Linked DNA regions of Homo sapiens: region 2 is linked to region 1. The links are chromatin loops, found by intact Hi-C in ENCODE. Cell type or tissue: mammary epithelial cell. All regions are shown on one strand. Each heading gives the region's core, and the rest is flanking DNA. Links, peaks and the distances in the headings are about the cores only.

The links. Peaks named below come from ENCODE experiments on the same cell type or tissue, not always from the same donor. Only the 100,000 strongest peaks of a DNase experiment are listed, where the experiment ranks them.
Region 2: a loop joins it to region 1, with 2.0 times the contacts of the local background. A loop is called at or near these places in 2 of 110 quality-filtered maps.

Annotation. Positions count from the first base shown.
Region 1 is chr9:120,278,710-120,289,988 of GRCh38, reverse strand. No RefSeq gene overlaps it. Among named protein-coding and RNA genes, the nearest start is that of MIR147A, 39 kb to the right of the region's middle. In mammary epithelial cell, for the core only: no CTCF peak of the experiment used is centred there; a DNase peak (open chromatin) is centred at 5,038; H3K27ac peaks cover 512 bases.
Region 2 is chr9:120,332,231-120,343,509 of GRCh38, reverse strand. All of the region lies in intron 2 of LOC105376253 (a long non-coding RNA gene), which reads left to right. Among named protein-coding and RNA genes, the nearest start is that of MIR147A, 93 kb to the right of the region's middle. In mammary epithelial cell, for the core only: no CTCF peak of the experiment used is centred there; no DNase peak of the experiment used is centred there.

The DNA.
Region 1 (11,279 bases), core at 1,001-9,000:
ATGAATAAATGGACACAAGAGTGAAGGGGAAATTATCACTAGCCATAATTAAAAAAATACTATTAGCACTTTAGGAGGCCGAGGCAGGCGGATCACGAGGTCAGGTGATCGAGACTATCCTGGCTATCATGATGAAACCCCGTTTCTACTAAAAATAGAAAAAAATTAGCTGGGTGTGGTGACATGTGCCTGTAGTCCCAGCTACTCAGGAGGCTGAAGCGGGAGAATCGCTTGAACCCAGGAGGCGGAGGTTACAGTGAGCCGAGATTGTGTCACTGCACTCCATCCTGGATGACAGAGCAAGACTCCATCTCAAAAAAAAAAAATACTATTGACAAAAATATTATTTATGAGTAATTCTCATGTGCCAGGGGCTGTGCCACACACTTTACAGACATTACCTTACTGAATACCTCCTAGGTACCTTAAAAATAAGTACTCTAACTCTGTTATTCCAGATAATGAAATTGAGGCACAGAAGGTTTAAGAGCTTACCTGTACATACTCAACAAATAATTGAAGTAACTGGGATCCAAAACAGAGTATTTGACCTCAATGCACTCTCTGAATGCTGAATATGTTGTGTTATTTGTTAACAATTGCTCATTCCCTTCCCTTGCTATGTTTTCCTGTAGGTGGCATGTCCTTCCCCACCCCTACAGCTTTGCATATTGAGCAGGGGCTTTAAAGGCTCATGTGGTTTGGCTCTGTTTCTCATGAGTTCCTTTTCTCTGCCATGAGAATAACACACCCCTGGCAAGTGCTGCTCCTTCACCCTGGGTCCCAGGATGAGAAAACACATGTAGCAAAATTAAGCAGAGCTGAGCAGATAGACACATAGAACTGACCCAAAGTCAGCAAGCAGCTCCCCAGTAATGTGAACAAAAGACAAATGTTTGTACTATAAGGCATTGAGGATTTTTTTTTTTTTTGTCCTGAAACCGAGTTTCACCCTGTCGCCCAGGCTGGAGTGCAGTGGCATGATTTCGGCTCACTGCAACCTCCCACACTGGGTTCAAGTGATTCTCCTGTCTCAGCCTCCAGAGTAGCTGGGATTACAGGTGTCCACCACCATGCCTGGCTAATTTTTGTGTTTTTAGTGTAGATGGGGTTTCACCATGTTGGCTGGGCTGGTGTCGAGCTCCTGACCTCAGGTGATCTGCTCACCTCGGCCTCCCAAAGTGGTGGGATTACAGGCGTGAGCCACCACGCCCAGCTGGCATTGAGATTTTGAAAATGCTCATTACTGCCTCAGAAGCTAATTAATACAGTCTCCCTGTCATGGAGACTATTTTGCATTGCCTCCTAGAAGAAACTGAATGTAAATTCAGATTGGAAATTGTTTTAATAGGCTGAGAAATGGGAAAAGTACATTCTAGGGGGCAGAAGCTGAGAGAACAAAGGCATAGAGGTGGAAAGATGCATTGTAATTTAGGGGAGTCAATGAGAAAGCAGCTTTACTGAAGCCCGTAGTAGGGTACAAGGGAAGATAGTTAGAAAATTAAGAGGTCATTGAACAACTTTATAGGGGTAATAGACATTCTCTTAAAGGTTTTGGACAGGGAACCACTGATAGTTTGTGAACAAGGAACATGGTGCTTTCAGGAACCTTCTCATGGTTTCTTCCCATGTGTGGAAAAACATCACTGGTCACGTATTTCCTCTTATAATTCCTGGCTTATCCTGTAAACCTGTTACTCTCGCTATAGCATTCGCCAGCAGCCAGAAAGTTGATTTCTTTCTTCCTTTATCTGGTGTCTATCAGGATGAGTGACTCAGTTCTCTTCAGGGAGGAAAAATGAAGCTGCTTTAGGAATAATAATAGTGATTTGCTTTAAAAAAATCCAAATTCTATTTATATATGCTGAGCAAGGCAAGGTCTAAGGTAGAGGAGAGAGAAGGGCCCAACATACCTCAGCAGCTACGTGTGACCTGTAGATGTACACAGGGCCCTGCACTGAGAGGGACCCTGGACTTGGATGCAATGCTCTGCTATTGCATCTTAATATTTTGAATAAATTTTATTTATTTATTTATTTTCTGTCTTTTTTTTTTTTTTTTGAGATGGAGTCTCACTCTTGTTGCCCAGGCTGGGGTGCAGTTGTGCAATTTCGGCTCACTGCAACCTCCACCTTCCTGGTTCATATGATTCTCCTGTCTCAACCCTACAAGTAGCTGGGCTTACAGGCACCTGCCACCATGCCTGGCAAATTGTTTTTGTATTTTTAGTAGAGACAGGGTTTCATTATGTTGGCCAGGCTGGTCTTGAACTCCTGACCTCAGGTGATCTGCCTGCCTCAGTCTCCCAAAGTGTTGGGATTACAGGCGTGAGCCACTGTGCTTGGCCTATATTCCTAATAAATTTTAAACAAGAGACCCTGTATTTTCATGTTGCACTGGGTCTTACAAATTAGATAGCCAGTGCTGTGGTGCTAGGCATTATAGTACTAGGCACTTTACAGACCTTATTTCACTTAATTTTTCCTGAAAACCCAGTGAGGAAGGAATGATCATTTCAGCCTTATTGCTGTGGAAAGTGAAGCTGAGAGAGGTTAAGTGATTTGTCCAAAGCCACACAGCTGGCACGTGGTGGAGCTGGGATTTGAAGCCTGATTACATTGTCTTCAAAGCCAATGTTCACCTGACATGTTCACAGAATATTTTAGTTTTAAAGCACCTTTCTTTCCATCATTTCAGCTTCAGCTTCCCAGCAGTCCTGTTAGGTCAAAGTCATTATTCTCTTTGACATTGTCAGCTGAATCCCATAGAAAAGTGACTGTCCCATAGCAAGTCAGCACTAAAGTGAGATGGGAATGAAGGTTTTTCAGGCCAGGGCTCCATGAAACCTGGGTCAGCAGGGCCTGTGTCTTGAAGAGTAGGCCCACGGAGTCAGGTGAGACCCAGGGCTAAGAGCCCCCCAGTCTCTCCACCTACTCTCTCATCTCTCAGAGTCTCTTAGCATTCAGGGACCATACTCAGAGTTAACTGATGACCTGGATAATGGAAGTTCCATGACAACACTCAGTCCAAACCCTCTTCTATATGTATGGTGGAACTAGAGACTGAGAGAAATAAGAAACTTGTCCAAAATCACATGCAGAGCCGTGGTAGATCCTCTGGGTACCAGGCACTATGCTGGGTGCTGGGAATGCAGAAGTGAACAGGGCAGTTACAGACCTGCCCTCAAGGAGCTCAAGTCTTGTGGGGGAGATGGACAAGGCACGCAAGTCCCCTGACTTCAGGGGCCCTCTGCCAGGCAGGCCCTCACTAGGCACGGTTACAAGCTGGCTAAGTGCCCTTCAGCAGGAAAGTCTTGGACAGTTCTGCCTGGGAGAGGTCTGAACTGTTCTCTTAGAGCTGATGCTGGCTTTCAAATCAATTTGCATAAGATAGGTCCTATCCTGTTAGAACAGCAAATTAATAGCTCATTTTATAGATTGAGCAATCAACACCTACAGCCCATTAAATTTAACAACAAATTCAGCTGATGATCAGGCTTTCAGCTTGGTCCCACCGTCAACTCATGTGCTTCCTTTTCCTTCCTCCTGACCTTTTTATTTCCTTTCATCTCCCTTCTCATGAACTGTCCTCCTAGATCCTCATTTTCTCATTGGCAAACATGATGTTAGTTTAACTCTCCAGTATTTTTTCCATGCTGGGGCTAGAAGGTCTTCCTAGTCCCCCAAGTGGGTTCTGTCATCAGCAAAGTGCCCCAAACTCCAGACATCAGCACACAAGCTCATTTTGGGGCCCTTGGCTTGGCCATGGGAATGAGCAATCAATATTTTATAAAGGTGTTAAGGTGGTGATAAAAGATGCATGAAGTGGTGTGCAGGGAGGAGCTCACTGACAAAGGAGTGGGTGACATTATAGCTAACCTTGGTGGCTATGACTTACGTGGATGGAATTTGCTAAGGAAGTCTCCACTCTAATCTTCCCGAGAAGATGGGAGGAAGATTTTTCATAAGGATATTGTTAGATTTCTTAGACCCTTCAACTTAACCTTCCTTAAAAGACTTCTAATTACTCTAGACTCATGGGTTGTATGAATAAGGGGGTGAGGGCCCCAGATGATACGGTTAACTAGAACTCCATTAGCTGTGGCTTTCCATGAATTTTGCATGCTCCTGTAGGTGGAAACATTTTGCATTATAATTGTGCCTTACTGGCAGGGTCTGAGGGAGCCTGCAGATTCTGGATAAATAAGATGGTGCATGATAGCTTGGATTATTGGTCCCAATCACTCCACTGGAATAAGATAGCACAGTCTCACCTTCTGCCACTGCTTTGCTCTTTGCAGAGTATGTGTTGGGTTTGTCCATGTGTGTTGCTTTGGCCAATGGAATGATAGTACGTAAGACTTGATCAGAGGCCTTCAATATATTGTGCAATTTGGTCTGGGCTCTTGTCATTCTGCTGTTTGCCATGAGAAGAATGTGCCTCTGGTCCAAGGGGGTTGAGAGACATGTGGAGTGGCCCTGAGGCAAAGCTGCAGCCTGAAGCCAAGCCCAGCCAAGCTCAGCCAAACTCAGCAAAGCTCAGCCAAGCTCAGCCAATGTGCAGGCTGAAGTAGAGCTGCCCTACCAAGTCCAGCTGAGTCCAGCCTTGATCCACCAAACCACAGTGACCTGCAGACCCATGAGCATGAGAATAAATGCCTGATGTTGTAAGCCATTGAGTTTTGGGGAGATTTGTTTTACAGCATTAACTTCCTCATACATGGTACAGAGGACATATTGCCTGAAGTTTATCTCCTGCTTGGTTCTTCAAGGCCTTTTTCTGCTACATGATAGTAGATCTCTGAGAATCATTCACCAGCTGAGCCCTGAACTTCCTGCTCTGCCCTGATCTATGCTTGGCTTCCCTTGCATCCCATTCTCAGGTTGCTCATCTTGTGACCCATTTCCCAATTAACGGTCTTACATTTCTTCTTAGAAATAAATCTCTGGCTGTGATCTCCACTTCCCTCTTCACCTCTGAGCAAGGCTACACAGCTTTCCTGGCACTCTCATTCATTAGTCAGCTCTCATTTGTTTATACAGGTGTGCAGCAATGAACACCTACCTCATGTGAGATCCTGTGCTGGGAATTCACAGAACAGTCATAGACCCATTGTCAAGGAGTTCATGCTCTAAAGGAAGACGTAATTTTCCTCCCTCCCTGTCTCCTTCCATATTCAAGTGGCCACCAAGCTCTGCAATGTGCATCCATGTCTTCTCAATCCCATTAGAGCACCATCATTTTCAGCCTGAATCATTGCAACAGCTTCCTGACCTCCTCTCCCCTCAATTCTACCCCTTTTCCATCAGCCTTCCAATTTCTCCTCCAAACTGGTGACCTCCTCCAAACTGGCCTGATCTTTTTAAACAAAATCTGGCTATCTAGCTGTCCTGCTAAAATCTGTTAATGGCTTCCTTTCACCTGCTGGATGGAATCCATCTGCTCACTGGCCTCAAGACCCTCCATGACTGGGTTCCTGCCAACCTCACCTGAGTCACTTCCTCAGCCCTTCCTTCCTCACCATTTGTCCTCCATACTCTCCTCAAGCTGCTCCCCACATCGACTAGGACCCCTCTGGTCTCTGCATTTTAGTATATGCTCTTCCTTCTGCTGGTCATGACCTTCCTCTCTTCTCTACTTGTCAAAAACTTCCCCATGCTTCACAATCAGCACACGTATCACCTCCATGGGGAAGCCTTCCTAAAGCCCCCTTGGGCAGAGTTCACGGATCCCCTCCCTGTCCCTTCCATATACCCTGTACATCTTTCTCTAGTGAAGTATTTACTGCATAGTGTTATAATGTTTTTTATATTTAGTAAAATATTATTTTCCTATTTACCAAGTTTGCTTCTAAAGAGAGTGGATTAAGTTAACAGGCAAGATTTTGTTCTGCCAAGCACCTTGGTGTATTTGTATATAAACAACTTTGGGGTGAGAGCTAGAGTGGAGTCACTGTGCATAATGGAGGTAGAGGAGTTTAAAGATCTAGGAGTAGAGCTGGGGGATAGGAAAGGAACTTGGGATGTCTCTTCTCTTCCAGGGATAGAAGACCCAGTCAAAAGTCTTCTTCCTGCCCTCCATCAGAAGGGCAGCTGAGAAAGCACTTAGGGAGTACAGGGAATGCCTGAGATGGGGGTTCTGTGCTGATCACTGTAGGAGGTGCACTATGCCTCCCCTATGTGTCATTCAGGAAAGTGTGCATCACTCATGAATGCTTTTGAGTATATGGATAAGTTGACAAAATTCGGGGTTCTGCTTTTGAGTGGATTTAGAGTGAAAACAAAGGGAGCAGCCTCAGACCCAGGTGTGGGGCAAATGGGCCCAGGAAGCTGCACATCTCTGGGAATAAGAAGCCATGGGAAGTGCTTTGTCCTCTTGGAATGAGGATGTCTGAGCCAGGCACCTGCATCTCCCAGGGTCAGGAGGGCCCAGCTGGCATCTTGGTTATATTCCTTTCTATGTTTGTCTCCCACATTAGATTAGCTCGAGGGTGGAACTTGCACAGAATTTATCAGGATTCCTTCTCCTGCAAGGAATAGAAACCCATCTTGAGTTGACTTAAGTGAAAAAAGAAACTATTGTGTCACATAATTGAAAGGTTCCAGGGATACTTAGTGTCAGATAGGGCTTGATCTAGGTGCTCAAATGATGTCACCAGGATTTAGTGCTTAATTTTCTTTTTTCCTTCACATTGGTTTCATTCCCAGGGAGTTCTCTATATTGGGTGGGCCTGGCAGTGCTATGGCTCTCTCACAGCCAGGTAGTGGAAAGAGAGATTCTCCTCTTAAATGTGGGGATTGGGACTCATTGGAAAAATTTGGATTGTATGTGCATTTCTGAATGGATCACTGGGAACTGAAGGATTGGCCAGACCTGAGTCATGTCCCATCTTTGATTAAGGGTGTGGAGGAGATTGGAATCAGTTCTTCCTGGGTCACCTGGACTGTGAGTCAGGGAGGGATATTTTCCTAAAGGAATATGAAGGAGCTGATCTAAGAAATAGGGGAAACATGTGCTGGGGCAGCAAAACCCACAGGCAATCCCATCCCATGCCCTAGTCATCTCTGTATCATGGTGCTTGAAATGGGAGAGAGGCTGACACATTTTACAACATTTGGTTTGGAAGAAAATATCAGAATTTTGTCATACTCTCAAAATCATTCCATCTGTAAGTATCACTAATATAACCTGTTATTGAATGTACTGGCCTCTTAGGGTATAAACAAGAAACAGCTTTACTTTTCTCCCTCCACTGCCTTCAAACATGTTCTGTTGGCTCTCACTTCTTCACCCCTTCAAGGCATCTCAGACAGATCTCAGAGATTTTCAATCACTTTTAAGGGGGAGGGATAGCATTAGGAGATATACCTAATGTAAATGATGAGTTAATGGGTGCAGCATACCAACATGGCACATGTATACATATGTAACAAACCTGCACGTTGTGCACGTGTACCCTAGAACTTAAAGTATAATAATAATTAAAAGACTGTCAAAAAAATTTAATAAATAAATAAATAAATAAAATGTTTTAAACTTGACTTTATTTCTTAGAATACTTTTACAGAAAAATTGAGAAGATAGTACAGAGAGTTTCCATAGTCCCAGGTTTCTGAGATTATCAACATCCTACCTTAGTATGGTACATTAATTACAATTAATGAAGCAATGTTAATACATTATTATTCAATTACTTTTAGGTATTAAACATAGTCCTACTTTAAGGAATTAAAAAGTCCAGGTCCAAATCAAAACTTCAATCTCCCATCTGATTCAGGGCTTCTCTTTGCCCCCAGCTCAGAGCTCACCTATAGTTTAAGGACCTGTGGTTGGGAAGGCAGCTTGGTTTTGGTCTCCTCATCACTTGGCCATCGTCACTTTGTTTTTCCACCCCACTCGCCTCCGTTGATGGTTTCTCCAGGGTCAGGGCCCAGGAGTGGAGAGATTAGGGGAGAAGCAGTGACATCTTATGGGCTTACAGGACCAGTACTGTTGTAATTTGATGGCTGGTGACCTCCTGTGGGATGCATTTGTGGTTGAATAGAAACCCACTATGGGACCTTGATGACTACACTCTCTGAAAATGCACCCACAATTTTGGTCCTTGGCAATTCACCTTCAACCATTCTCTCTTAGGGCCTCCTCCACTCAGCACGCAACCTTCTAGGGCAGAGTCCTTTCAGGAACCCTCTAGGGGATCCATTCGGTCCACAGAAACTCATGCACCCCACTGACTTTCATAGCCCCAGCTGCTCCCTCACTGCCTCCCCTTGGCCACCATCACAGGCAGCCTCAGCTACCTCTCTGCTCACATTGCCCCAAACTCCTGGGACTCCTCAGAACTCCTCTTCAATGCTCCACATAGTCCCTGGCACTGGGATCAAGAATTAACAGCTCAGTGGGCACCCATGCTGGGTGGAGGATGCCAGGCTCTGCTTCTTCCCAGCACCCCAAACCCATAATCTCAAGAAGCAGTTCACTCTTAGTGTTTTCTCTCCCACAGAGAGGGCAGGGGAAGCCCCACAGCTCTCTCCCCCTACAAGTCCCCCCAAAGAATTCCCCTTATTGTTCCTTATAGACTTCTGGGGCAGATTGTGTTTTCCAAAGACGACTGCAACAGTATCTTCTGTCCCACATATTATTCTAGACTCTAGAATCTTGCCATTCCTCCCTCAAGAGGTAGAGTCTAATTCCCCTATTCCCCTCCCCTTGACTCTGTGAGGGTTTGTGATGGGCTTATTATTATTATTATTATCATTTTTTGAGACAGAGTCTCACTCTGTTGCCCAGGCTGGAGTGCAGTGGCATGATCTTGGCTCACTGCAACCTCCGTCTCCTGGGTTCAAGTAATTCTCCCTACCCCAGCCTCCTGAGTAACTGGGATTACAGGCACCCACCACCATGCCCAGCTGATTTTTGTATTTTTAGTAGAGATGGGGTTTCGCCATGTTGGCCAGGCTGGTCTTGAACTCCTGACCTCAGGTGATTCACCCCCCTCGGTCTCCCAAAGTGCTGGGATTACAGGTGTGAGCCACCACAGCCTGCCTGTGATGGGCTCATAATCAATAGAACGTGCCAGAGTGATGCAGTGTGGCTTGTGTGGTGAGGCAGGAAAGGCAGTAACATCCTCTTAGCCTGTTAAACATTCAAATTGGGGCCCTGAGCCTCTACTGAAGCCTGCTGGCCCTGGCCCACCTAAACTAGCCAATGTGGAGAGACCACAGGTAGAACCCCCAAGACTAGAGGAAGAGAGATCAATGTCCAGTTGCTCCAGTTTCAGTCATCGACTAACTACTGAGCATGAGACTCCAAAGCCAGAGCCACCCAGCTGAGTCCTTTCTGGATTCCTGATCCAGAGAAACCAGGAGAGATAATAATATGATGTTTTAGGCCACTAACTTTTGGGGTGATGTGTTACAAAGCAGTAATAACTGGAGCACCTCTAGGTTACAGGTGGTAAAGTGGGAGAGTGGTGAGAGGGTGCGTCTTGGAACCTTCTGGCTCTCTTTATTAAGTCCTATGTGGGATGGTAGCACCTCTTACAGAATGAGGGGTCAGGTCACTCTTTGTTCTTGGCTTTGCAGCCCTAGCTGGAATTCCTAGACAGTGTTCTTCCTGTCGGATGGTGCTCCTTAAGCGTTGATGGACTACTGCCAGTCTATAACTGCTCATTACTTGTCTGTGACAAGAACAGAAATTGGCATAAGCGTTTATTCCCAAAAGAAATTGGAATAAAATAACTTTTCTAGCAATTTGATAGATCTGTTGACTCTAATGATAAACATTTGGGGTTAGCAATTTGTGTTTTTTTTATTTTTGTTTCATTTTTTCTAGCAATTCATTTTTACTGTGTTTTACAAAAGCACTGGTCTGCAATGAGATGGGAATGAGAAAAACAAAACAAAATAAAACACTGATCATTCATAAAAAATAATTTAAGAAGCACTGGTCTAGGAAACCTCCGTTTCACAGCAGCCACTGGGAATGGAATAAACAAGGACCTATTAGTTATATCCCAGGAGCTGTACTAGGGTCTTTTATCATCATGATCTCATTTAACTCTTACCATGACTTTGCAAGGGAGAAATTATTATTTCCATTATGTAGGTGAGAAAACTGAGACTCTGAGAGGTTAAATAATTTATTTATAGTCACATAGAAAGTGGCTATAATCAATTTTATTACTCTTGCAACTATTCATCACTATCTCTTTCCCCACCAGATTATAGATTTACATCCTTTATCATGTAACTTGCCTGCCTCTGGTGGGTGGAGTATATGTCCCCACATCTTTGATTTTGGGCTTAGCTGTATGATCTGCATTGGCCAGTGAAATCTGAGTGGAAGGGCAATGTATCAGTGCTGAGCAGATGCTTTAAGAAGCACTATATATTTCCATCACTTCTCTGAACATCCTGCCCTCTGTCATGGGAATGTCACACACCTGGTGGAGGCTATTCTTCCAGCCTCACAGAATGTGTCACAGAAAGAGAAGAGAGATGGAGTGGACTCAAGTCCATATGCAGCTGGGAACAGAGTTAAAGAGCTACAGCTGAACTGCAGATGACACGTAAACTGCAGATGACATGTGACAGGAGTGACTAATCTTTGTTACTCTAGGCCTCTGAGATAGTGGGGTTATTTGTTATGCAGCATTGCTTCCAGAGAAGCTGACTGATACAATGGTAGAGTTGGGATTTTATACCAACCAAGTGGCTCTGAGATAAGTGTCCTCTCATCCTGTCACATCTGATTTTCATCAATATTATTATTTACTGTTTTCATTGTACTTCTTTTAACTCATGTATAAGAAATACCATCTTGAGTCAAATTCATGGACCAGCCAGCCAGGATAGGCTTGTCTTGTTCTTTAAGCAAATGTCCTGAAATCTCCCTTAACTTGACACAATGTCTGAAACAACATCATTCTGGTGCCTCGTAGTCTTTTCTGTTAAGAAGTCCCTATTAAAGGGGAAAGACACTTGGCAGAGAAACAGTATGAGACTTGTTGAAACTTTTTTCTTTTTTTTTTCTTGAGACAGGGTCTCACTCTGTCATGCAGGCTAGAGTGCAGTGGGGCAATCATGGCTCACTGCAGCCTTGACCTCCCAGGCTTAGGTGATCCTCCCACCTCAGCCTCCCTGGTAGCTGGGATTACAGGCACACGCCACCATGCCCAGCTAATTTTTTGTAGAGCCAGGATTTCACCATGTTGCCCAGGCTGGTCTCAAACTCCTAAGTTCAAGCAATCCTCCTGCTTCAGCCTCCCAAAGTGTTGG
Region 2 (11,279 bases), core at 1,726-9,725, 53 kb before region 1:
TGGCCTAGTGAGGACAATTTCAGACTTCTGACCTCCACAACTGTAAGATAATAAGTTTGTGTTGTTTTAAGCCATGCAGTTTGTGGTGATTTGTTACAGTGGCAAAAGGAAATGAATATACCTCACATGCACAGTGTCTTCATTTCTATATGTCTTTTACCCATTATAATGTCATTACCATAAAGTAGGTTTTCTATTTTTAGGGCACTAGGGAGTGATATATTAGTACTTGGCTTTGATGGAGATTTCTGTCTCTCCCAAGTGGGCTTCCCTCTTGAGACTTAAAAAATGTAACGATTCCACAGTTCTGCTTGCTTTTTCTCCTTGTTTCATCTTTCTCCCTTCCAAGATCTGACTGATCTGCAGATTTTCTCCTGAATTTACCAACTACTGTTTGTTTCTAGCCACCTTAATACTTTTCCACTCTCCTAAATCATAGATTCCTGTTGATCAATATTTTACATTCAGTATTCCCCACACTTTCCCTAAGTGTCCTTTTACATATTTTATCTCCCTATTAAAATAACTTGGTTGTAACTTTTTTCATCTATCCTTGTTTTTTCTTTTCCTTCCCACCCCCACCCCGAACGTTGCATTTTTTCCTTCTTTCTTACTACTTTTCTACCATCATGGGTGAATAACATTAGGATAATGATCCTCTGAACTGCTGTAGTTCTGTATACAAAGCAACAGAAAGTGTAAATTATCCCAATACCAGCTCCCTCTTTGCCAGTCCCGGGAGCAGCATCCTTTGACCACTGTGAATGGTCTCATTGTTCTAGGTATTGCCATCCTTCAACTTGTTTTTAACTATCATACCATGTCTTCTAATTTTTATTTTTATTTATTTTTATTTTTTATTTATTTGTGTTTTTGAGACAGAGTCTCATTCTATCGCCCAGGCTGCAGTGCAGTGGCACGATCTTGGCTCACTGCAAGCTCCGCCTCCCGGGTTCACGCCATTCTCCTGCCTCAGCCTCCCGAGTAGCTGGGACTGCAGGTGTCCGCCACCATGCCCGGCTAATTTTTTTGTAGTTTTAGTAGAGACAGGGTTTCACCGTGTTAGCCAGGATGGTCTCAATCTCCTGACCTCGTGATCCACCCACCTCGGCCTCCCAAAGTGCTGGGATTACAGGCTTGAGCCACCGCGCCCAGCCCCATGTCTTCTAAATTTAAATTTTCTCACCACTTGGCTACCTGAGGGAGACAAACTCCTTTGTTTCCATTGTATTTTGGTGTACTCTGGAGGATCAAGAGCAAAGTTCTGACCAGAACAATAAATAGGGGTTTGTATGCTGGGAGGGAAGAGAAACCACCTGCCCTAATTCCTTGAATTCTAAATTTCAACTCCTCTACTGAGCACCCCTATAGTGCTAATTTTCACAAAGGCCACATTCCGTGGGGCAGGCAATTGCTACCGTTTGCCCTTGGGCTAAAGTCCAGATGTGGAGTGTACATTTTCAATACCACAGATGGAATCTCCAAATGCCTAATAAAGATGACAATCAATGGTTGGATATAGATAAATACTCATGCTCAGGAATCTCCAAATGCCTAATAAAGATGACAGTCAATGGTTGAATATAGATAAATACTGATGCTCAAGGTTTTGTTCCAAAGTCTCCCCTAGTTTTCTCCACAGGAACCTCATTACCTTTCCCCTCTCACCCCTCCTCCTCCTTCTTCTGAGCTGGAAAGAAAGTCTTTAGTGCTTTAATGGGACAGAAATTGATACTCTATAATCACTAATGTTATTTATATTCTATGAACATATTACAAAGCATGAGCAGTTTAACTGTGAAATAAATCAAGAATCCCAAACCTTTTCCAGTCAGCCCACAGATATATATTTGGGTTTCTTTAGTTCTGTTCTCTGTTCCCAAATTTTATTTTAAATTGTGGTAAAATATACATAACACGAAATTTGCCATTTAAACAATTTTCAGTGTACAATTCAGTGGCATTAGTTACATTTGCAATGTTGTACAGCCATCACCATTATCTGTTTCCCAAATGTTTTTATCCACCCAAACAGAAACTATGTACCATTAAGCAATAACTTCCTATTCCTCCCTTCCCTCAGCCCCTGGTAACCTCTCATCTACTTTCTGTCTCTATGAATTTGCCTATTCTAGCTATTTCATGTAAGTGGATTTATATGTTTGTCTTTTTTATAGCGGAATAATATTCCATTATATAAGTGTATCACATTATATACCTATATACATTTATGTGTATATCACATGTTGTTTGTCCATTTATTTGTTGATGGACACTTGGATTGTTTCTATCATTTGTCTACTGTGAATAATGCTGCAATGAATGTTGGCATACAAGTATCTGTTTGAGTGTCTATTTTCCATTCCTTTGGTATATACCTAGGAATGGAACTACTGGGTAATATGGTAATTCTAAGTTTAGCGTCCATCAAACTGATGTCCATAGGTGCAGCACCATTTTACATTCCCACCAGCAATGTACAAGGTAGAAACTCATTGTTTTAATCAATTTCCTTTTGCGTTATATTTTCCTTTTTACCGGAGCCATCGTTGACTATATTACCCTCCAGTTTCTTAGAGGCCATCAGGTACATACCTCAAAAAATAAGGGGTCTACTTTCTCATTTTTACTATTCACAAGATTGGCCCAAGACATGAAACATGCAAACTTCCACTCCGAAAAAGTAATGCCCATGACACTACAGCAATCCTATGCTGTGACTGAGCTGGGCTCCACATGAACTAGCCATAAAAGACCAAAATACAATGGAATTACAGCACATTTCAGGTGCAATTTCATTTTTTCACATTACATTTAGGTATCCCTGAAGACCAAGTAATTTATAGATATTTTTTGCCCATTCCCAGATTTTTTTATTCCAACATAAAATGCAAGGATTCAGTAAGTAATAGTCATAGGAAATTTTAGTGCAAACTATCCAAAGTTTGGCATGAATTAACACATGGACAGGCCTGCCCCCACAATTTTGCATTGTAAGATACTTGCAAAACCATCACAGAGATAAAACAGTCACACTTGAAAATAATTCAAGCTTATACAAAGCAAACAAAAAACAATTGATCTCAAAGAGGTTTCCCTTCCAGGTAGAAGGAATCCTGCAATCTTGTGTGGGAATCAGTGAGTCGAAGTATAAAAAGCACGTGGTACATTTAGGCACACAGTACATGCTCAATATGTTGATTAAACAAAGACTATCTGGATATGTTACTTAAGACTGAGTCCAAACACAGATTTGGAATCCATGAAACAGAGAGAATAAGTGTTCAGCTAAAACTCAAAGCTAGTTAGTGGATAGTACTGCATGTGACTTAGGTCTTCCAGTTCCCAGTCCAAGGCCCTCTACTTTCATCTCCTAGCCAACAATGGGAGTTCACTTAGCATTTGTCATGTGCAAGACACTATGCTGGGCACAGATGCCAAAAGGCAATCTGAGATAAAATCCTTGACTAGCCAGAGATAAAGACCACGTGCTCTAGATAGGATTTGTTTTATGCTGAGTTAGACACACAGGACTTAATGTTGGAAATTTAAGTGCTTTTAGGAGCTCATGGTATTGGTAAAATACGGGAGAACTCTGGCGACCTGGGTTCCAGTTCTGGCCCTGTCACCACTGGCTGTGTGATCCCAGCTTCCCAGATCCTTGATTTCTTCATGAGATGATTGAAACACTGTCTGCCAAGAGCAGGTGCTTTGTAGATATTTGTTCTCTCCATAACTCAAGTGATGGATGTTTTCTAGGAGCCCAGAACAAAGTAACACCATTGCCATGCCGAAGGTTATATGAGAAGGCCAACATAAAATGCAAGGATTCAATAAGTAATAGTCATAGGAAATTTTATTGCAAACTATCCAAAGTTTAGCACACATTAACACATGACAGGCCTGCCCCCATAATTTTGCATTGTAAGATACTTGCAAAACCATCATATAGCTTCAGTTTCCAAGATGGTGGATGATGCTGTCTGCACTGTGAATGCTTTTGGGCTCATATTGATAGAATGTAAGAACAAAGAAGTCTGTACAATTGTAAAATGAAGTCTTGTACAATTTCCAGTCTTCAAAACCTGTGCTTATTTGAATTTATATAATCTCCAGAACGTATTTTATTTGGTCTTCTGGAGATGGATCTCTTTGGGAAAACTGAGGAAGCAAGTAGGATTTCCTGACCCATTCTACTGAAAGCACTCATTTCTTCAGCAGTAAGTCTGGGAAACCAAATGAGCAGATAAAACTCTTCTGTACATCTATTCATGCATTTCCTTTCCCCCTTTTTTCCCTTATTTTCTTTCCTTCCTCCCTCCTTCCCTCCCTTCCTCTTTTTTCTTCCCTCCTTCCTTTTTCTCTTTTCCTCTCTCCTTTCCTCTCTCTGTCTCTCTCTTCCTTCCAACAAATACTTAGTGTTGCCTACCCTATTCTTGGGCACATTCTTAAGCATGTGAGCACTCAGAGTTTGAATTCAAGGCATTTATCTTCTAATGGGTGAGACAAATACTGTAAATGGATAATTCTGGTGCATTGTGATGTGGCTCCTAACAAATGCTTTTTACATTCTACTGTGAGAGAATAGAGGAAGAAGCAGCTACCTCTGCCTGTGACATTGAAAAAGCCATCACAGGAGCTGATATTTGAATAGATTTTTTTAGGGTGAAGAAAAATTTATTAGATAGAGATGAGGAAAAGGTATTCTAAGCAGAAGACAATGTGCATGCAAAGGGATGGAAGAGGATGGTTCACGTGGGGAGAAACTGGTAGATCATTAGTAGGCAGTGTGATTGGAGGGAAGAGACTAGGCTGCAAGAGAGGGGGAAGGCAGCCTAGAAGGGTGGGTTGGTACCAGGTGGTGGAGGGCTGGGGACATTGGGCTTTGTCCTGGAGGAGAAGGATGTTGCCCCAGTCAGACCATCGTGCTGGAGAACTTGCTCTGGCTATATAGTGTGGTGGGCTGTAGGGGGAGCAAGCTTTAGGGTTGGAAGACCTGTTAATGTGGTTCTAGAGAAAGAGATGGTAGTGAGTTGAACATGGAAGGAGACGGAGAGAAGTTATCATGACCTGGATACAGTGATTGATTGATGATGGGAATGGGAGAGGGAACCACTGCAGGTGACCTCAGGACCTGGGAAAACTGAGAGATGCAGCTGAGAACACAGGATCAGGAGCAGCTTTGTGGGGGCAGGACATGTGCTGGCCTCCTGTGCCCAGGTCCCTGGAGGAGCACTAGGTGGAGATGCCTAGAAGACAGAGGCATTACAAAAGAGACCCGAGGTCAGGTGTGTAACAGTGAGAGAAATCTAACACAGCTGACTCCATCTTGCTCCTAACCTCACAAACTAACTGTCTTTGCTCATTGTGCATGTAGGCCAAGCTAACTATGGGAGGAATTTAGTTTATAGTTTAACTTTAAAGTAAGGATGATAATAGTCCCTTCCCAAAAGTAACCCCTGAGGAAATAAGGAGGACATACACACAAGTAACAATGTTATGTTAAAAATTGATAGGATGGGGGAGAGCCTCAGGAAAAATAACTAATGGGTACCAGGCTTCATACCTGGGTGATGAAATAATCTGTACAGCAACCCTCCATGACACATGTTTACCTATGTAACAAGCCTGCACATGTACCCCGGAGTTTAAAATAAAAGTATAAAAATTTATGGGCGCATTGTGACCCGAGCAAGGACAAAGAAGTCTCAGACTTCCTGAGACTCCTGCTGGTGCCCAAATGTCAATGTTCACCAGGTATCTCCTGACCTCAACCTCCACTTTCCCCCCTCCTCAATATAAAAGAAGCTTGAACATTGTGACTTTTAAGATGGTTCTTTAGCACGTTAGTCTGCCATCGTCTTGGTTTGCTGCCTTTCCAGAATAAAGTTGCCTTCCTTGCTCCAACTCCTTGTTTCTTGACTTACTGGCTGTCATGCAGACATAATGAGCAGAACGAGTCTGGAGTTGGTTACAGGCACAGAGGAAGCAGCGTGGAGTGAGGGGAAGGCTTCCCAGGAAAGTCTGGAGCTGAGGCATGGGCTGTTGAGGAGTGAGTCAAGGTCCTCCCTGGAATCCACAGATTCCGACTCTACCTCTGGGGCACATGGTGGGGGGTGAAGGTTATTGTTGGACAAGGGTTCTTCATCTCAGGGGAACTTCTGGAGACCCAGGAGAGTGTGTGGTCACTGGGGTGGGGGCGCTGTTGGAGGAGGGAGATGGAGTGTCTGATGTGTCTGATGTAGCAAATCAGGTTCATGAACTTGGAGATGGCAAAATGACACCAGGAACGGACCTTTCTGCCCTCCTGCTTCTTGAAGGCTCTCAGCACATCATGGCCTTAGCTCCCCTTGGTGGAGAGGAGTCAGGTCCCTGGGTCACCTGGGAGCCAGGCCTGGGATGAGTGGAACCCAAGATCACATGAATTATTTCTAATCATGCCATCTGCTTCCTATCAAATGCCGTCCTTCTTTTCTTTCTTCCACCTTCTCTTCCTTCCTCGGACTTTAGTTGAGCATTTCTTCTGTTGCAGGCCCTGTTCTGGTCACCAGGGGTCCAAGATAGAATGAGACACTGTCCCTGCACTCCAGGGCCTCCCAGTGCGGAGTGGCAGACAGGTGAAAAAGCAAACACCTCCATGTCCTGTGGGAGGCACTGGGGTCAAGGAGACCCAGGACCACATGGAACCCCACTGAGGCCCCAGAGGAGGCAGGGCCCTGGCTGCGGCCCCAGGGAGGCATTAATAGAGTCTGCTCATGTTCCTCGTGTAGTCGCACCCCTCATCTTTCTGACTCCCCACCTTGAGGCAAAATCTGGGAAACAGTTTCCCTTTTAGAGAACAAAGGATGGAGCGTGAGGCCAGCCTGATGCATTTACAAAGCCTTCACAGAAAGTGCTGGCAAGGGGCCCAGAACACAGGAATAAACTTCATACCTGGCCAGTCTCAGACACACAGCAGTTGGTTCTTTGGATTGATATTCTGCTCAGAGCTTTGGTTTCATTTATATCCTCCTGAAATTGGGGCCATTTTCTTCCTTCTGTCTTTGGCAAACTTGACTTAATCTTATGTCATACTTAGGACAACTCCAGGCCCATGGTCTCTCAGTGCCCCGGGCTTTACCCTGGGTGAAGAGGCATAGAGACCTTGTACTGTGGCTCGGGGGAGGGGGAAGAATGGGAATCTCAGAGAAGCCCCTTTCTTTCTAACCTGTTTTTATTGAGGTGAAGTTCACATATCATACAATTAACCATGTACAGCTTATGATTCATCATGCTGTGTAACCATTAGCTCTTTCTAGTTTCAGAACATTTTCATCACCCCCAAAGGAAACCCTGATTCATTTGGTGCTCACTCTCCTCCTCTGCCCCGGTGATCACTAGTCTGCTTTCTGTCTCTATGGATTTGCCTATTCTGCACATTTCATGGAAAAGAAATCATATAATATATGACTGTTATGGGCATATGTTGAAGTCCTAACTTCCAGTACCCCAGAAGTTTTCTGTGTTTGGAGGCAGAGTCTTTAGTAATTAAATTGAGGTCATTAGGGTGATCCCTAATCCGACCTGATTGATGGCTCTTGTAAGAAGAGGAGATTAGGACACAGACACACACAGTGGGAAGACCCCGTGAGGACACAGGGAGAAAGTGGCCATCCGCAAGCCAAGGGGAAAGACCTCAGAAGAAACCAACACTGCCAACACTTTGCTTTGGATGTCTAGTCTCCAGAATCACGAAGAAATGAATTTGTTGTTTAAGCCACCCAGCCTGTGGTACTTTGTTATGGCAGCCCTAGCAAACTCATACAGCAACTTGAAAAAAATAGACTTTATTTTTTTAGAGCAGTTTTCTGTTCAGAGCAAAATTGAGCAAAAGGTACAGAGGTTTCCCATATATCCCCCAGCCCCACATATGCACAGCTTCCCTGATCAACATCCTATAGTGACAGGGCCATTGTAGGATGCTTTCAAGGTTCATTCATGCTGTAGTATCTATCGTTACTTAATTCCTTTTGATAGCTGGATAGTATTCCATTGTCTGACTATTCCCCAATTTGTTTCTCCATTCCTCTGTTGATGGACATTTGTGTTGTTACCACCTTTTGGCTATTGTGAATAATGTTGCTATGAACACTAGCGTACACATTTCTATGTGGACAGGTGCTTTCATTTCTCTTGGATATATACCCAGGAGTGGAATTGCTGGGTCATACGGTAATTCTATGCTTAACTTTTTGAGGTGTTTATAGCCTTTTTCCTTGACAACAATTGTTTACAGTGTACCAATCGACTGTCCAGAACCCCATATAGTGTTGTAAAGAAGAACGTGATTCTGATGATGAACTGCCCAGTTCATACTATGGATTCAGTCCTTCCTAGGTGGGGGACGTTGGGCAAGTTAGTAAACTCTGTCACTCATTTTCCTGAGGTGGACCTTAGACGATGGTTGTGTAGATTAAACGGAAATGGATGCAAAGGACTTAATATATATGTCATTCAGTAAGTGTTTGCTGCTTCAAAATCTCTGAACGTATACTTAGGCACATAGCAAGTGCTCGAATTACTGGCTGTTTTTATTATTGTAGTTCACCTTGAAGGATCTGGACATGTGACAATGTCAGGGAAATCTAGGAAGAAGAAAGAGTGAGTCAAGGAATGGTTTAGGGACATATTGGGAAGGTGCATTTGGCTGGAGTGAGGCATAGGAGAGGAAGTAAGTAGGGGCCAGACTTCAGAAGCCTTGAGGACAACCTACTCTTAGTAGCGCCTTGAATGCCAACCTTGGTCTCAGTCCTGGAAGTTCCAGAGCAGAGGGTCAGATGTCACTGAGATCAGCGGAATGAGGGTGGGGTCAGTTTGCCCTCTCACGTGTGAATGGGTAGGAAGCCCTTAGTAACTGCAGCTTTGCTTGCCATGGTTTATGATACTGTAGCTAAATGGCTATACTCGAAATTTTCAAAATTTGTGGGCAAGTAGAGATTTGTTTAATGCAGAATTTTCTTACACCAGAGCCAGAAAAATGTGCCCTTAACATCATGATAACTGATGGAAAGTCCATTCCATAACCATTTTGCCATGCCTTGCAAAAATAATATAGGGAAGAATGCAAGAATAAAAAAGACATCTCATTGTAAACCAGGGTGGCTGGCATAAAAACTTAAAAACAAATATAGTTGGCATAAGATAAAATGTGTTTTTGCATTCTGAAGAAGATAATTCAGGAGTGAAGTTACCTGCCATAGCAGGCATTTAAAAAAATCAGTTTTTCATAAAGCCAAATTTACTCAACTTATGTAACTGCCATTTCTCATGACATTAGGACTTTCCAAATATGTGTATATATATACACATACATCCATAAAAAACATATATGTCATATATCTCTAAATATATATTTTATGTACTATATAGAACCATTTACATATGTATAAGTTACTATTTTAATAATTAAATGTTGTTTATTAAAAATAATGTGTACATGCTTTAAAAATTAAATAATATGATTTTTTAAAAAAGCAAAGAAAAAGCTGCCTCCCACAATTATGCTCACTTTTCATACTCACAGAGATGGTTTTTAATATTGATAAATCTGGTTAGTGCATGCATCTTTTGGAACTTATACTTACAGTATTTAAGCAATATGTCAGACTTTTATTGCCTTCTCCAAAAATGTCCTATTTTTGGTCCAGCCAAATGTGGGGCTTTTCAGGTAGGTAACATAGGGTCTGCCGAGGATTATAGTGAGGAAAGAAAGGCTTCAGGCTAATATCTTCCTTGGAATACTCAGTGCCAACTTACACAACTTTCTAAATTAAGAAAGGATGTCTCCAGACCAATAGAATCATTGTCTGAAACAAGCCCGGAAATCAGGGTTCCTGGGTTCTTGTCACAACATTCCCTGGCTTTTCTCCTTCTCTCTGTTACTGAAGGTGGAGTGGAAAGAGCACAGGCTTGGAATACGAAGGTCTGGGACACACCGGTTCTCAGGCAATTGTGGCTAAGCCCCTTGCTTTCTCTGGATCTTGGTTTTGACATGTGGAAGTAAAGGAGTTGGGAGAGATGTTTGTATCTGTATTGGTTGGGGTTCAGGTACAAAATCACCCAGGGTCTTACAGACTATTACAGTGCTTACAGAATCACTGGGAGCATTGAAAAAACAGATTTTAGGTTGAAATTTTAGGAGCATCTCCCAAAGCCACACACAGAACTGGGACACCAAGGGAGTTGCTGTTGCTGCTATGATGCCGGGTCAGCAGGTGCCTGCCAGGTTGAGAGGCCCCCCTGCTGCTGCAGGTTAGGGCCATGCCACCTCTCCATGATTCAGAGAGGCTGAATGGATGCCCAAGCCCTGCCTTTCTTCAAAGTGAGGGATCAAGCTCTGGGACTTCTGCTACAGCTGCATCAGAGACACCTGTGACTGGGCTTGTCTGCAGAAGGGGCAGCTGAGGCATTTTCTCTCCCTGTGATGCTCCTCTTCTGCCTTCCAAAGCTTGCATGGCAGCATTTGGTTGGCAGAACCTAATCACAGTTAAACCCCAGGTGCAAAGGAGTCCAGGAAGTATAGCTTGTAAATCCCCACACTGCATTCCAGACACATGTTCAAAGAAGAAACCTCCAAGTGGAAGTTGAAGGAGCCGGGATTCCAATTTTTAGGTTTAGCAACTCAAAATCTTAGATTTGAACCCTGGCTCCTTCTCTTGCTCTTTTTCTTTGTTTCTTTTCTTTTCTTTTTTTTTTGAGATGGAGTTTTGCTCTTGTCGCCCAGGCTGGAGTGCAGTGGCACAATCCCAGCTCACTGCAACATCCGCCTCCTGGGGGCAAGCGATTCTCCTGCCTCAGCCTCCTGAGTAGCTGGGATTACAGGTGCGTGCCACCATGCCTGGCTAATTTATGTATTTTTAGTAGAGATGGGTTTCGTCATGTTGGCCAGGCTAATCTTGAACTCCTGACCTCAGGTGATCCACCCACCTTGGCCTCCCAAATTGCCGGGATTACAGGTGTAAGCCACCGCACCTGGCCATGTATCCTTCTCTTGCTGACTGTGTGACCTTGGATGAGTCATGCTGCCTCCTTGAGTCTCAGTTTCCTAGGTTGTAAAATGTGAATAATAAAATCAGCTACCTCCCCAAATTTTATAAAGGCATAAGAAAGTGCCTGGCATGAGGTAAGTGTTCTATAAATACAAGCTTGCCTGGCCACATTCTATGTATTTAACAGATATGAAACTGAGGTTTAATGAGGGGACATCAGGGCTGGAACTCAGGTATCCTGATGCTGAGGCT